2 separate regions of the Mus musculus genome follow, and region 2 is linked to region 1. A link is a loop called in an ENCODE intact Hi-C map of the cell type or tissue named here. Cell type or tissue: left cerebral cortex. All regions are shown on one strand.

Region 1 (8,000 bases):
GTTCAATTCCAAGCACTCATAGAGGCTCTTAACCCTGCTTATCTGTCACTCTAATCTCGGCAGATCTAGTGCCTTCTTGCCTTCGAGGGCACTGAACAAATGTGGTACAGGCAGAACAGCCATAGACAAATAAATGAATGAATAAACAAATAAAATTAAGCAGATCAAGGAGTTTCCTGGAGTGAGGGAGACAGCTGATGAACACAGGATTTGTGCCAGCACTTGTTGTCCATCTTAGATGAAAGTTTCAGAGCTGTAGCCTAGTGTTACAGATTGCCCAATGAAATGCCTGGATCCAACTCACTAGAGTCTAGACAGTTTTCACCATCTGGGGTCTTCAGTGCCATCTACTTCTTCCTTTTGTTTGGAAGAACTTACCTTGTAACAGGAAATCTACATTCTATAAAACTTAAAGCTGTTGCTTATTCTCTTCTCCATAGTAATAATAGCATGTGTATATGTCTGGGTGTGCTGTTTAATAGTTCAGGTTGCCTGGAGCCCCCCTGGTTGGCACAGGGCTGGGTGATATAACTGCCCCTTTCAGGGTTTCTTTTATTGCCTTGATTGAATATATTACAGTGACATTATCTATAAAGAAAAGCAATGGAATTTTAGGCTTTTTTTTTTTTAACTAAAACAATCTGAGGTGTCACTTAAAAAACAAAACAAAACGAACAGAAACCCTAGGAATAGTCTAGGGAGATGGCTCAGAAGGTGAGAGCAAGCATGCGGACCTGAGTTTAGATGTCCAGCATCTACATAAAAAGCCAGGTGTGGCTGTGCATACCTGTAGCGTCCGTGTTGTGGGGCAGAGACAGGAGGCTCTGCGGAGTTCTTGCTGTCAGATTAGTCTAAACGATGAACTTCCAGTTCTGTGAGAGACACTGTCTCTAGCAATAGGGAGAAAATGATGGAGACCCATGACATCCTGCTCTAACTTGCCCATGGCCATTGGGCCCTCACACCTGTACAATCACATGTATGCAGCACACACATACACACACACAGCAGTAAGACAGAAATGTATTTCCTGAGACATTGGACACTTAGGATGTTGTACTCCTGAGCTGTCCCTCACTAAGGAGCAGAGAAGTAGAAAGAATCCAACTGCCCTGGTTGAGACAAAGCTCCACCCACAGGCTGAGTGATCTCAAACACTTACTTTCTCTGTGTTAACAGCTTTAATGTAAGCACCTAAGATATTGGGTACTTTTTCTATTGTTGGGAGGAAGTGCATTCAGAAACAACCAAAGGACAGAGGTTTTCCTGGGCTCGTGGTTTCTGAAGGCAGAAGGTGTGATGGGGTTCTTGGTGGGGAGAACATGTGGTAGATTCCCCATGGTACTAGACAGAGAATCGTGTAGACAGGAGAAGGATATAGAAGTCTTCTTCAACACCCAGACCCCACTTCTTAAGGGGCCCACTCTCTTAAGAATAGGACCACAAGCTGGCAACTGGGAGTCCAAAAATGAGCCTGTGGGGGCCATCGCAGATTCAAACTGTAATAATGATGCTATTTGTCTTTTGTTGTAGGGAATATTAAAATAGGTAATAGAGAAACTACCGAGAACACGTAAATATCAAGTACATGATAGCTCACATCATCAATAATTTTAATGGAGAAATTGAGACAACTTCCATCTGTAAAATCACCTGCTAATTTAGTTTTAAGAGAGTTTTCTCATTCAATAGATTTAAGCATTTACTATATAAGATTCAGGTATGAGAAAAACACTGTATGAAAGCCAAAAACATGAAAATCTTTGTGTTAGAAAATTCCTTCCAAGCTAACAGAACAGAAGGTAGAAATATACACCAAAATGGAAAATACTAAAAACAACACAGCTTTTAAAATGCAATTACTTAATAACAAAATGTTTGGTACTTCTTTTTTAATATAAATTTTTGTGATTTTTATTTATCTTCATGCATAGGGTGGTTTGTCTTTGCACTATGTGCATGCATTGCCTCTGGAGACCAGAAGAGGGCATCAAATCCCCGGGAATCGGAGTTTGAGATGACTGGGTCTCAAAAATTGAATCCAGGGTCTTCTGGATGAGCAGCCATATCTCCAGCTCAATTTTTCATATTCTGTTTTGGGGAATTTCATACATAATTACTGTATTTACATCAATCATTGCAGAGGTAGCTCCTCCCCTCTCCCCTCCAGCTCTTCCTATGTCATTGCCCTGCCCACACATACATGCACACACTCCCTCTCAAATTCATGATCCCTTTTATTTTATAATTAGTGTTATATATATATATTAGCATTGCTCATATGCCCTTGTGTATAGCGCTGAGCACTTGATTAGACAAATCATAGTGGAAAAGACTGAATTTTCTCTTCTCAGTAGCCATAATTGCCTGTAGCTTCTCATGTAGGGTTGGGGCCTTGTGAGATTTTTTTTCCCCTCTATGCTGGCATGTCATTTTTCAGGGCTTGTTTAGGTGACCATAATTTTGAGATTTCATGGGTGCAGATTCCCTACTATATTTGGGATACATTATCTCACAGAAGTTATCCTGGGACTCTGTCTGTTAAAACCTTCCACCTTCTGTTTGTTACCTCTGCATCTGTTTGATTGTTCACTGTGTTTATGTTAGTCATAGCTTTGTAGCTGGAGCTCATAGGAGCCCATGTAACCAGGAAGAACCAAGGGCTGCTGCTCTCACTAGGAGTTGAGAGTACTCTTGCTTCCTTATTGTCTGGTTCCTAAATCATGTCTTCTTAGTCTAACAACCCAAGAACAAAGGAAGTGTTCACTCTGTCCTCATTCGGATACAGCTTAAGTTTCCACAGGGGTGTATGTGGCTCCCACTGTGATAGTAATAATAAATGGTAAGAATGTTTTAGAAGAGGAATCTACTCAAAGGTGACTAGGTTACTAAGGACTTCACTTAGAGAAAAATCAGTGTTGGTCTCACAGGATGAATTGTTAATGAACAAGACTGACTGGTGGCCACATTGATAGAGCTACATCATGTTAGAATTCCAGCCTCCAAACTGGACTGAGACAAGCTCTCTTATGAGGCAACTCTTATAAGAGAAAGCATTTAATTCGAGGCTTGTCTGCAGTTTCAGACATTTAGTATAACCATCACGGCAGGGAGTATGGTGATAGGCAGGCAGGCCTGGTACTGGAGAAGTAGATGAGAGCTACATCCTGAACTGCAAGTAGAGACAGACAGACAGACAGACAGACACACATACACACACACACACACACACACACACACACACACACACACACACTCACAGGACCTGATTTGGCCTTTTGAAACCTCAAAGCCCATTCCTAGTGACACTTCCTCAAACAAGGCCATATCTCATCATCTTTCTGAACACTACCGTTCCTTGGTGATTAAGCATTCAAATATATGAGCCTGGGGGATGGGAGGAGGGGGTGGGATGTCATTCTTATTCAAACCACCACAGCCTGTAAATGTTTTGTCTTAACACATTGAGTGAGTTGGAAACCCTTTTTGGGTTGTAGGTTCTAAGTGTTAAATCATGAACACCATCTTTAAGATAGAGAAATGGAATAGATGTAAATGCAACCAAGCTGCAAGTACCAAAGACTATTATACTCAGAAGAATCACTGTCTTATGGGACCTTTGTTTCTACTCTGGGGTGGGTGGGTGTGTTGGTTGGTTGGTTGGTTGGTTGGTTAAAACAGGGTTTCATGCAGCCTAGGCTAACCCCAAATTTGTGCGTAGCCAAGGATGTGCTTGAGTGAATTCCCAATTCTACTTCCACCTCCCAAGGGCCAAGAGTGTAGGCATATGCCACCATGCAAGTTCCGTTCTAAAGTGTGTGTGTGTGTGTGTGTGTGTGTGCGCGCGCGAGAAGGTAGTTTTCTTGTTGCTCAGACTGTTCTTTGTTCTCATTTTCATTTCGGCAGTAGGAGGAAGGGGGCATGGAGCCTGGAGCAGTTACAGTACATAATTCTTTCTCTGCTGAACTTAGGCTTTTGTTGTTGTTTTGGTTTTCCCATAATTTTTTATTATTTATATATTTACATTCCAAATGTTGCCCCCCCCCTTCACGGTCCCTTCTCCATGAGTTCTTTTCCCCTTCCCCCTCACCTTTGCTTCTGAGAGAGTGCTCCCCGCACCCAACCACCCAACCACTCCATTTCACCCCACTAGCATCTCCCTTCCCTGGAACATCAAGTTTCTACAGGATTAAGTGCATCCTTTCCCACTGAGGCCAGACAAGGCCGTCCTCTGCTATGTATGTGCAGGGGCCACCGACCAGCCCATGTATGCTCTTTGGTTGGTGGCTTAGCCTCTGAGAGCTCCAAGGGGTCCAGTTACTTGATACTGTTGTTCCTCCTATGGGCTTGAAATCTCTTTCAGCTCCTTCAGTCCTTCCCCTAACTCTTCCACAGGGCTCCTGACCTCAGTCCAATACTTGGCTATAAGTATCTGCATCTGTCTGAGTCAGCTGCTGGTAGAGCCTCTCAGAGGACAGCCATGTTAGCCATGTAGAGCCATGGCGCTCTGCTTCATTCTGTCCCTGCATTTCCTTTAGACAAGAACATGTGATGCTTCTGTATTTTCCTTTCTGTTTAAAGTTACATTAGCTGTGTTCCTCCTGATTAGTGCACACTGTTAGTACACGTAGTTTACAACTGATCTGTGTGTTTGCCCCAGTTACTGGACTAGTGTGCCCAGTGAAGTCATTCAGAAACTGTCATTGAGCCATGGCCATCCTGACTGGTAGCTTAATATAAACCCAATGGCCCCCATCTCACTACCTCCACATCCCTTAAATAGCTTGCCGACAAAAGGCAACATAGAATCCAAATGCTTCCAGCATGATTCCCATCTGTGCTTCCTCTGCCTTGCATAGAGTTGCCCATAGAGCTGGGATGCCACAACTTGTAAAGTATGAAGGACTGGATTTGAAATGGCCTGTTTTATGATTAAATTGCCAGTGCTCAATAAGAGTCATTTTACAGAGACACAAAAAATAGATAACCTTTGTTCAGTTTCAGGAAAATAGCCAGACTATTGTCAGAACAAGAGATGTTTAGAGCCTCTGGCTACCAGAGACATGGTTTGGAATTTCAGAAGCCAGGTCACACCTAAGTAGAGCGGATTCCAGAGGGAGAAGAGGAAATGCAGCCCTGCTCAGAGAGGAGCCTCTGTGCTCAAGGCTTGTTGTGGACCCAGGACAAGTTTCTGGTGTCTGTGCTTGACTGATACCTGGTCTCAGTTTGTGGCGGCTTGCAGTGGGAAGTAGCATCTTTGCCTGTCCTTCACAAACACTTCCGGTGTTGGGCACATAATGAGTGAACCATCCCATGCATTCCACTCCTACCCAGCATAGGTCCTGGGTATGCATCACGAGGCACTGGCTGATGTTTTCATTGCAGTTGCCATAAGTACCATAGGTTGTCTAAGACCCACAGCTCACTAAAGATACAGGCCTCAAGATGACCAAGAGGTCATCAAGATGGCCATTTGGCTTAGGGCTACTCAAAGTGTTTAAAACAGCATTGAAGTACGCCTGAAGAACAAGTTCCTAACCTGAACATCTATAGGTAGGCGTCTTCAGAAAACATCCTTAGAATAAAGATATGCCTCACAGAAAATGTTCTACTGGTGTGAGGGCCATTGGCTTTAACTGGTGGCTGTGTTACAAAGAAACTGGAGGTATGGAGCAGCGAGTGGCAAGAGGTGACTGCAGGTCCCAAGCCCAGTGTTGGGCCCACAATCTATTGCTGCTTGGTAGGCTGAGAGGAGGCTGTTTCTGGCATTGAGTTGAACATGGAATAAGAAGGCTCTGGCACTTTCTATTTGTTAAGCACCTGCCATGGTCTAGGGAACATGACCTCCATGATCCATATGGATCTCCTGACATGATGCCCCATCACAATAAAGGAGCTTAAGGCTTGAAGACCATAGGGCTTTCTTGAGTCATTCAGTGTTCATTTCCTGTTAACAATGCAGAGTGCCTCAAATTCCAAAGGAGCAGTTGTAGGACCTAGTTATTATTACATATATCCCAATCCCAGATCGGCTACCATCAGTGTTGGAGACTCTAGGGCCTCAGTTTACTTGGCTGTGTTTGGGTTAAAGTAAAGGTTCACTCTAACTAAACACATGAAATAGGACAGTCAGTGGCATGTTGTTGGTGTTACATAAGTGATTATTATAATGTGATGGTGATAATTCCAGATCCAGAAAGATGAAAATCTAGTTCCCTTCACAGTGTTGCTGTTTATCCAGAGCCCAGACTTAAAAGCTACAGCTTCAGAGCATTCACTTTCAGTGAATCCCCACATGCAGGCCTTCTTTCCAAGGCCCATGCCAGGGGCACAGACGGTAGGAGGCGGGCTGCATGACTGTGAGATCTAGCAGTCTTGATTAAGTGTTAGGCTAGGCTAAAATAGAAAGAAAACCCTATGAAAGCAGACCACTTCGACATAGAAATTGTTCCTTCACTTCTAGGCAACTTTGTTGTCTTGCTCTGTGTGTGTGTGTGTGTGTGTGTGTGTGTGTGTGTGTAAAAACAGGAAAATGCATCTCCTGAGATGTCAGTATTCTCATCCCATTTTACCAGGCTGTACTACAGGCCTTAAGAAGAAATCTGAAAAATAAATTTTGAGTATTTAACTTTATATAAGAACAGAGAGCATTTGGGAAAGAATTTGGGAAGACACAGTAGCTGTGTCACTTTTGGTTGATGAGCCATGCCTTTTGTAGACCCTCAGAGGAGCATCAGGAGTAACTTGTCACACACAAGAGCAGAGTGCACTTACTGGAGCAGTAATTCCTCTGAATATATCCTGTCCCCCTGTGTATGACATCTCCAGATGTTACTTTGTAGACATATGTGGGCTGCTGTTGGTAACTACAGAGCGATTTATATCCACCCCAGCATCTGAACACCTTGGAATTCATACCTGTAGCCCACCAAGCTGGGCATTTGCATAAGATAAGCACATTTCTCTCATCTGGGTCAGACTCAATGGAAAGCAGACTGCTCCCCACGCCCACTGTGATAGTTTGTATATGCTTGGCCCAGGGAGTGGCACTGTTGAGAGGTGTGGCTCTGTTGGAGTAGGTATATCATTGTGGGTATGGGTTTTAAGATCCTATTTCTAACTGCCTGGAAGACAGTATTTTGCTAGCAGCCTTCAGATGAAGATATAGAACTCTGAGCTCTGCCTGCACCACGCCTACCTGGACACTGCCATGCTCCCACCTTGATGATAATGGACTGAACCTCTGAACCTATAAGCCAACCACTATAATTCCTTTATAAGACTTGCCTTCCTTGGTCATGGTGTCTGTTCACAGCAGTACAACCCTAACCAAGACACCCATCCCATGTCCATTATTGTTGAAAACCACAAGGGAGCACAGCGTTACTTGTTTCTCCAGGCTGCTTACAAGTAGACATTTCCCCTGTGAGAGCATCTCAGTAGTCACCAATAGCAATCTACTCTGAGCTGTGGGTCTTATAAACTACTGATACACGGGAGCTAGAAAACACTGAGAAAGGGCAGGGAAGAGTTACATGAAAGAGCTATAAATATGTCTTTGTTTTCTTCTTCATATTTTATTTCTCAACAGCAACTTTACATAGAAGAAGACACCCAACATCAGCCTCTGTCCTCTATACATGTGTGCACATACCTCACACGAACACATACACAAATTTAGAAAATAGGTTTTATTTAATACTTCACACTGATAATTAAAGTTTGGACAAATGTAATTTACTCTTTGTCCACTTTGAAGTAGTGGATTGTGTTGCAGTAAATCTCCTCCCAGATATGCCCTGGTAATAAAAACACGACACAGTTCATGTGATTACATGATGTGTACCTATATTGGGCAGATCTACCACTATGCTACCATCTTCTCCATCTATGAGACCCCTTAGAACTTGCAGTTTCTCCGGGCCATGTGCTTCTGCTCAGCTTTTCTTCTTCTTCCTCTTCCTCTGCATCCTCTCCCCCTTCCCTTTTCTCCCTTCTCT
Region 2 (8,000 bases), 84 kb before region 1:
CAGCTTTGGAGTCAGGGTTGGCAGCAAGCTCCTCTACCCGCCCTTTACTCTCATACCAGCCCGGTTACTTTTAAAACAGCACTTCTATGAGAGCCCTGAAGTAGGCTGTAGAATCAGCATCGGCCGGCTTCTGTCCTCTGGATACACAGGCTGCTGGACAGAAAGACAGGAAGTAGAGGTCGATGGAAGGAGCTTTGGCAGAGTATAGACTAAAGATGCATTGGGTGTGCACTGCAGGTGGCAGACCTTGGACTTTAGGGTGGCAAATAATGATAGTAACAAAGAAAATGGGCATTGCAGAAGAGGTTGTGCCTTTTTGTTGTTTGTTGGCACAGTTTTCTCTATTCAGCTCTGGCTAATCTAGAACTCACTTATATAGACCAGAGTAGACTCAAATTTGTGGTGGTCTACCTGCTTCTGACTTCCAAGAATTGGGATTATAAGTACATACCACCACACCCCACTGAGGCTATGTTGTTTGTAGTGAGATTTAATTAAGTCCATTTTTTACCTTCCTCTCAGTAAAAGTGAATTATTTCTATTAACTAAGCCCAATAAGAGATCAGAATAACCAATCATATTCTCACCATGTTGCTGTCTTATGTACAGAACAAGATCATAATAGTTTTTACGTGAAAATTATTAAAGTATTATAATTTTCATCACCCCTCCTAAAATGCTAGTTTGGGAAAAGACAAACATAGATTATTCATTTATCTTTTTCTTACATGGCCAGTCTCCTAACTTGGAAATAATGCAGCAGTCTCAGTAAGTGTGAATGCATTAACTTGCCAGTTGACAGTTCTACCCCAGTGTCCAGTGTCCTGAGAAAAGGAAGTGACTGGCTTTCCCTGCTCTTCCCACCATGTAGGATGCTAACAGGGCTATTTCTAAAACCACTGTGAAACTCATGAGAAGCCAATAGTAATAGCAAGCATCAAACTGTCAGGCTCTGCAGTATGCAGCAAAAAATACATGATACTTGGACAAGAGCACAGGCTATGCCATACTAGAGAGCCAGTCAGTGCAATGTCCCAGGAGCCCAGGAGCTGTGGAAATGGTGCTGAGGATTGCAGCCCCCTACTTGCTCATGGGACTTGCCCATTGTTTGGAATGTGAGTGTTGATGAGTGGTCATCTCATCTGCTTCCAAGGATCAGTTTTTTTGGCTCACATGTAAGAAAGTTAATCTAGCTGAAAGGATTTATTACATTTAATGTATTGTGAAAAAAATCTATTTTAATTGATTTTTTCCCCCTTCAGTTACTCTGTATGGAGAATTTTGACCTTTTAAGGTTCTATTTTGTGATTAAGAAGGAGTGAAAATCAGGTAGAGAATACGGTTGTTATAGCTCATATGCTCACTGCTTTCCATACTTTTTAATTGCTTTCTTAGAGACAGAAGTTAAAGCCAGCTCACTAATTTATGACCAAATGACCTGGGGCAAAGCCCATTCTTTCAGTGAAGTAGAAATGCTAATAATATTTACCTTATAGGGTTATTGGGGAACTCTTAAGAGATAAGGATCAAGCAAGAGTTAATAGCTAGTACTTAGCATACAGGCACACACCCAGGTAGCAAAACTCTTCTGAAACACTGGCTGTAAACCAGCTTAGAGGTTTAAGGCAGTCTTAGGAGGTGTGGTGTTTATTTACCCATCAGTTTAGATTTATAACAGCAGCTACCCCAGTATGATAGACCCCCCTTTATTGGCTTAGGTGGAGTTCTGAAACATCATTTCATTGGTGCTTAACAATGTAAAAAGGAAACTGAGTTATCATCCTGTGAGAGGGGTTCAGCACCATGCCTAACTTCCCAGTATGTGGGTGTGCCTAGTTGGAGGAAGCTGGCTGAGGCTTTGTTTGGAGTTGAAGTCCTGCCACTCCCTGTAGGAAAAGGAGCTCTACACACTGCTTGCTGTCCTGCTCCTGAGAGGAGACCAGATATTTCTACCTAAGGAACCTAAAGACCCCAATCTACCTGCCAAGTCCTCATGCCAGTTTCCTTAACATTTCAGGGGCAATAAAACACAAAAGCAGTAGTTTACTGTTTTATGTTTATTGGTAGGCATACAGGGCAAGTATTTGGTTTATATTTCTAGCCATACCACCCCAAGTTTTAAATACGTGAAACAGTGATCCTGGTAGTCAGAGGGGGCAGACGATTTTACAGCTGGCATGTAGTTAACTGGTTTTCAGAAACACTGCTGCATATCGGGAAATGCTTAGTGTATGGGCCTCTGTATTTCTCTCTTCTCTCCTGCTGAAGAATAGCAGTAGTGAGGTGAAGCGAGTAGACAGGCCCTACTGTGCTGTGTTTGATTCCCAACAACTGGTGTGGTCAGTAAGGCCCTCTGTTAAACCACGCCTGTGAGAGATTTTATTATGTGAAAGATTGAGGGGTGCCATTCAGCACGACTCCTGATTCTGGGGGAAGCAGGCTGGTTTCTGAGTACAGTTTCTGAAGCTCTTTCTTTATATTGTACTTGGCTTTGATCTGTAAGAGTAGATATTTTCCAAGGTGTTTGTCCATTTCAAGCTTCTTGAGGGAAGCAAACACAGGAAGTAATTAGCAGATGAGTCAACGAACTTGCTTGTGGTGCCCACCCAGGCTTTAGCCTGATAGTTTATCTGCGTAGATAGTGGCCTCTGCCAAAGGTCTGTAGGGACAGCAGAGCTGGTGCACTATGGCTGAGCCTAGTAAAGATCTAGGCTGCATTTATATGTACCTCTTCCCCATACCCTGAATGTGTGGGTTAGCATAGCCGAGAGCTTCTTCACTGAAGAGGCTGTGTTGTACAGAGATGTCGTTTCTGGCAACATCTAAGTGGGTACAGATCATGTGTCTGTCTAAGAATGGGAAGAAGTTACTTATAGAGCAACAGTACAGCTATCTTGACTCTCCTTTGTCGCAGTGAACAATCTGCTCCAGCTCCAGCAGAGAATTCAGTTTCTAGTCACATTACTGGTTCAGAGAATCACATGGAACCAACTGTCTCACCCTTCCTGCTGCTCTCATGGTGCCGCCCATGTTCTAATAAGGTTATTTTAAAGCTGAGATATATTGATTAGCACTCCCACCGTGAATGTCTGAAGAGGTATAACATGTGTTCAAGGGAGTTCTAAGGATAAAGGGATGCATTTCCCAGAGGCTTAGTTAAACACCAGTTAAAATGGACAGTCCCTTTTCCTTGCCTCAAAAAATTATTTATTTTATTGTATGGGCATGTTGCCTTGCATGTACATCAAATGTATGCAGTACCTAAGGAGTCCAGAAGAGGGCATCCCCTGGAACTGAAGTTACCGAGTATCTTGAAGCCCCTATGTGCTTGCTGGGAATTAAGCTTCTACCTTTTGGAAGAGAAGCCAGTGCTCTTAACCACTGAGATATCTCTCCTGCTCAGTCTCTTTATTTTACACACTTAGCATCTAATTTTACCCTCATACTTCTAGACGAGTGGGATAAAGAGGTGTATGTAGAGATGGGGTAGGAGCTAGGAGAAGATAGAGTGAGAATGTCACCAAACCTGAGCCATTGCCTTTTACCCAGAACAGCAGCAGGTGTTAGAGTCCAGAAAAGGAAGTAGACCTGGGAAGGAAGACTCATTTTTTTACTGTGTTTGTCAACTTACCTGAGGCCAGTCAGAGACTAATAGTTGTGTGAACTGTCCCTTGTAGCACAGCTACTTGATAAAAACAGGCATGGTGGATGGCATTAGTAATATTCCTGATAACCACGGTGGCCATGAGCTACAGGTGTAGATGCCACAGATGTTGGGCTATGTCCATGGTTTATGTAGTGCCTAGCCTCAGCTCTGCTTTTAGATATCTGTCTTTTTCTTGGCTTCAGGCCCAGAAGCAGCCTTGTAGCTGATAGCCACTGTCATTCTGTACACATCATTTCTTCTTACCCTGCTCTCTCTTCCCAGCCTCCACCCAGCCTCACTCCAGGGATTCTAAAATGCTCAGCTCTAAACTCTCATTTGCAGTAAGCAACTTAACAATTATATTTCATCATTGCTTTCATTTGGGAGAAGTTTTTAACTCCTAGGGGCACTACAAATAAATATAAAATAAATATGCATTTCTGTTATTAGCTCTAATAGGGAATACATACTATTATTTCCCTTAGGGTTACAGCCAGTCTTCAAAAAGGATAATAAATATAATAAGGTTTCTTTTCTTCAGAAGTTCATCCACCCTGGAGCTGTCAGCTGCCATTCCTTGTCTGTGAAAACAAGAAGATAGTTCATACTGAAATTGTCCCGGTCCGTCAACTGGCTGGCCTAAGTGGGGCTTGCAACACGCTCAACACCTGGTGGGAAGAGTACAGACCCTGCTCTGTTGCACTTTCAGATCCTTGCCTCCCCTGGGAGCAGATTCTGCTGCCTGGTCCCTCCCTCCCTCCAGTGTCTTTATGAGAATGTCCTCATGACCTGGCCTATCCTTTTCCAGATATGCCTCCCGCAGACTCCACCTTACACTTCCTCTTCTTTCATTGTCAGCGCTGGCCCCTGAGAGATGGCACTGTCAGTGTGCCAAGCTTTCAGATAGAGTATCAGCTTCTTATTCCCAACGTCTCACTCACGCGAATCAGTATTGTATCTACAGAGGTAGGTTGCTGCTTAAAATAGTCTAAAACCTTAACAGTCTTTTAAAAATGTTTCTCCACTTTTTAAGGCTTATTTTATATACATACATGTTTTGCCAGCATATATTCATGTGTACCACATGAGTGCCTAATGCTGTAGAGGTCAGAGGAAGTGTTAGATCCCCTAGAACTGAGTAACGGATGGGCAAGCCACCATGTGGGTGTTGGGAATCCAACCTGGATTCTCTGCAAGAAAGAGTAACACAAGTGTTCTAACCCGAGGGGTCCTTCCAGCCGTCTTAACAATCTTTTTGAATGTGATCTTGGCCTTTTTCTTTCTCTGGGCTTTGGTGTGGTGTTCCTATTTGTGGAACAGTAGATGGTTAGATGATCTCTCTGTCAATCAAACACATGTGTGATTGAGAATTAAATGTGTCAAAATATATTAAAGCGTGCTTTTATTCTATAGCTCATAATAAATTGTGTGTTTGCATTATGAGTTTCCTAAAATGAAGAACAGTGTTCTATGGGAGAGCTGTGTCATACGCACATTTAGCATATGGCAGATTCCATTTATACACATGCTGTTCCCTCCAGAGCTAAGCCTTGGCTTGTATTCCTCCAGTGAAGGGAAGCTGCAGCTGAAGCACTGCTGTGAAACAAACGGAACTCTCACGTTTGGCTCTCAAGCTTCACAGAGCTTAGACCCTAGTAGTTCAATGGCAATTTGACCATGATTTTAGAATGTTTGTAGAGAATGTTGACCATTTGTACTTTTGGTCTGCTTGCTTTCTGTGTTCTGAGGCTGGAGTCACTCAGCTAGGTGCTGGGCGGGTGCTGTAGAAGTGTTAACCTGAAATAGAACCTGTGACAGAGACAATTGCTACCCAGGAAGTCTTCGTGGACACTTGTGTTACCTATTATTCGATTTGAGTAAATTACTAAAATGTATTCCTTATTAGTCCTGGAATAAAATAAAGTCCCAAACTCAATGTGCATGAGATCATTTGGGGCATAGGCAATGTTTTGTCCAAGGTTCCAGTTGCTCTCCTGCATATGGCCATTTATGGCAATGCACATACACCCTGGGAAAGCTCAGCACTGCTTAGGGTGAAAACAAACAAGAAAAGAAGCACCAACCTAAAACTCAGTTGTCCTATAGGAGACTCCTTTGCTCTGTAGCAATCCCAGAGCTGAAGGAACCATTAGGTTTATATTTGGCCACAGCAGTACAGTCGTAAAGTTGTGCCTGCATAGACAGTATCAGGATAAGTAAATTTATAACAAACTGAACAACTGCCATGTCCTCCACATGTCCTCCTCTGGATAGATACTGGAGTTAAACTTGATAGTGCATCACCCCGTGTTTACAGAAAATGGATGAGAAGCATCATTTGAATACCTTGCCTAAGAAGATATGAAAAGGCTATTGAAGACTCTTCTGAGATTTCATCATAAAATAGTATAACCCCACCCCAACAAAACAAAACAAATCTTTATAATCTTTTGAATCAGAGAAGGAAAAACTGTTTAAAAAACTGTTTGAAAAATGGCTTTTTAAAACATGGCGTTTATGTTTAGTGTGTGTGTGTGTGTGTGTGTACAGGTCATGGTACACATGCAGAATATAACTGTCCTCTCCTTTCACTATGTGGGCTCTGGGGATGGAGGCCTGAAGCACATGTCTATCTACTGAGCCACATCACTCCCCTCCCCCAACGGCATTTCCAAACTCTATATTTAACCCATCTTCTCATAGAAATGGTTATGTTCATCTTTGATACAAAAGTAGAATCCATAGTGAATATCCTATATCTGAGGGGCTGCTTGGGGACCAGAAGTATTTTGGATCCCCCCCCCCACCTGATTCTGAAATGGATGCATGTACATGATGAGTTATATTGGGGATGAGGCCCAAGTCTAAATAGAAATTCATTTATGTTTGTCTATATCTTACACACACACATTCGGAACACACTTAATTTTTTAAAAAATTGTTTTGCTCATGAAATGAAGTTTCATGTTGTATTTCCCACTGTGATGTGCATGCTGAAAGTTTTCATATTTTGAGCATTTTTGGATGTAAAGATTTTGGAGTTTGAATGCACAACTTGTATTGATAGTGAATAATGGTTCTGAGTTATGAAGAGTTCAGAGCTTGGTAAAGAACATAATATTATTTAGGACTGCCTTAAGAAAACAATATTAGCCGGGCAGTGGTGGCTCACACCTTTAATCCCAGCACTTAGGAAGCAGAGGCAGGAGGATTTCTGAGTTCCATGCCAGCTTGGTCTACAGAGTTAGTTCCAGAACAGCCAGGGCTACACAGAGAAACCCTGTCTCAAAAAACCAAAACCAACCAACCAACCAAACAAATAAATAAAAACCAATATTAGAAAAAGCTACAATTCTTTGTTAACTAGTGGTTGGTTCTTTCGGTATTCCCTAAGCTTTCAGCATATATTGTAGGTAGAGCCACAGGTTTTTAACATAAGTTATCGAAGAAATAATGTGCTTCCAATGAATGTCCTCATATTTCCTGTACACAGTGAGGTGCTAGGACAAATGATTCTGTTATGTGCCCGCCTGTGCCATCAACGAGGGAGCATTTCTACCACAGTGTCCATTGTCCATTAGTCTCCAACACACTGTCCCATGTCTATGGCATTAGTCTCCTGCCCATTGTCATCTAATTTTGGTTTCTGTGACTAGATTCATTTTATCTATTCTTGGATTCCACCGGAATGGAATCTTACTGTATGGATCATCTATGTTAATATACTACATTAACATCATTCTCCAAGGTTTTTATGCATGCTCATATGTATCAGTGGGTTCCCTCCACCCCAACACACATTTTTTGGTTGTCTCTTAGTTTCCTTTTTAGGGTAACCCACAACTCACTCACTCAGCTTTCTGTGGGCATTTGAATTCATGTTTTTTTTATTGGCATATATTAATTCAATAAAACAGTATTTCATTGTGACATTTTATTGTTGTTTTGGACACTGTTTTACTCCAGGTGAGCATCCCTAGGGTACAAGTATGCTAACCTAGAAAAGATATAAAACTCAAATATATGAAGCAAATGTGTCTGTCGGTATGGTATAATTTGATTATCTACAAAGGGAAATATCCAAATAAACTCCAGTAATGACTAAACTCAATTGAGCTGTTGGCCTCAAAGTTGAGTTTTTAATTCTGCCCTTAAAAACTCTCATAATAGTAAGATACTTTGACTTGTTGAAAAGAATTACATTAAGGAAATCTATTATCTGGTTCTTCTACTTAGTTTTTAATTACAGGTGATTCAAAGGCCTCAAAGACAAAGTAGGAAGTAGCCAAGTTAAGGAGTATTTTGTAGGTGGCATTATAAAGTTTGGATTTTTTTCTAGAATCACTTGAACATG

What was found. Peaks named below come from ENCODE experiments on the same cell type or tissue, not always from the same donor. Only the 100,000 strongest peaks of a DNase experiment are listed, where the experiment ranks them.
Region 2: it touches region 1 in a loop (2.5-fold over the local background); 1 of 42 quality-filtered maps calls a loop at or near these places.

The regions. Positions count from the first base shown.
Region 1 is chr19:16,340,911-16,348,910 of GRCm38, forward strand. All of the region lies in intron 5 of Gnaq (guanine nucleotide binding protein, alpha q polypeptide), which reads left to right. Among named protein-coding and RNA genes, the nearest start is that of Mir496b, 30 kb to the left of the region's middle. In left cerebral cortex, a CTCF peak has its summit at 1,976 (motif pointing right); DNase peaks (open chromatin) are centred at 1,991, 4,792, 5,121, 6,008 and 1 more place; H3K27ac peaks cover 1,952 bases.
Region 2 is chr19:16,257,354-16,265,353 of GRCm38, forward strand. All of the region lies in intron 2 of Gnaq (guanine nucleotide binding protein, alpha q polypeptide), which reads left to right. Among named protein-coding and RNA genes, the nearest start is that of Mir496b, 54 kb to the right of the region's middle. In left cerebral cortex, a CTCF peak has its summit at 3,271 (motif pointing right); DNase peaks (open chromatin) are centred at 1,839, 2,870, 3,271, 3,814 and 3 more places; H3K27ac peaks cover 3,476 bases.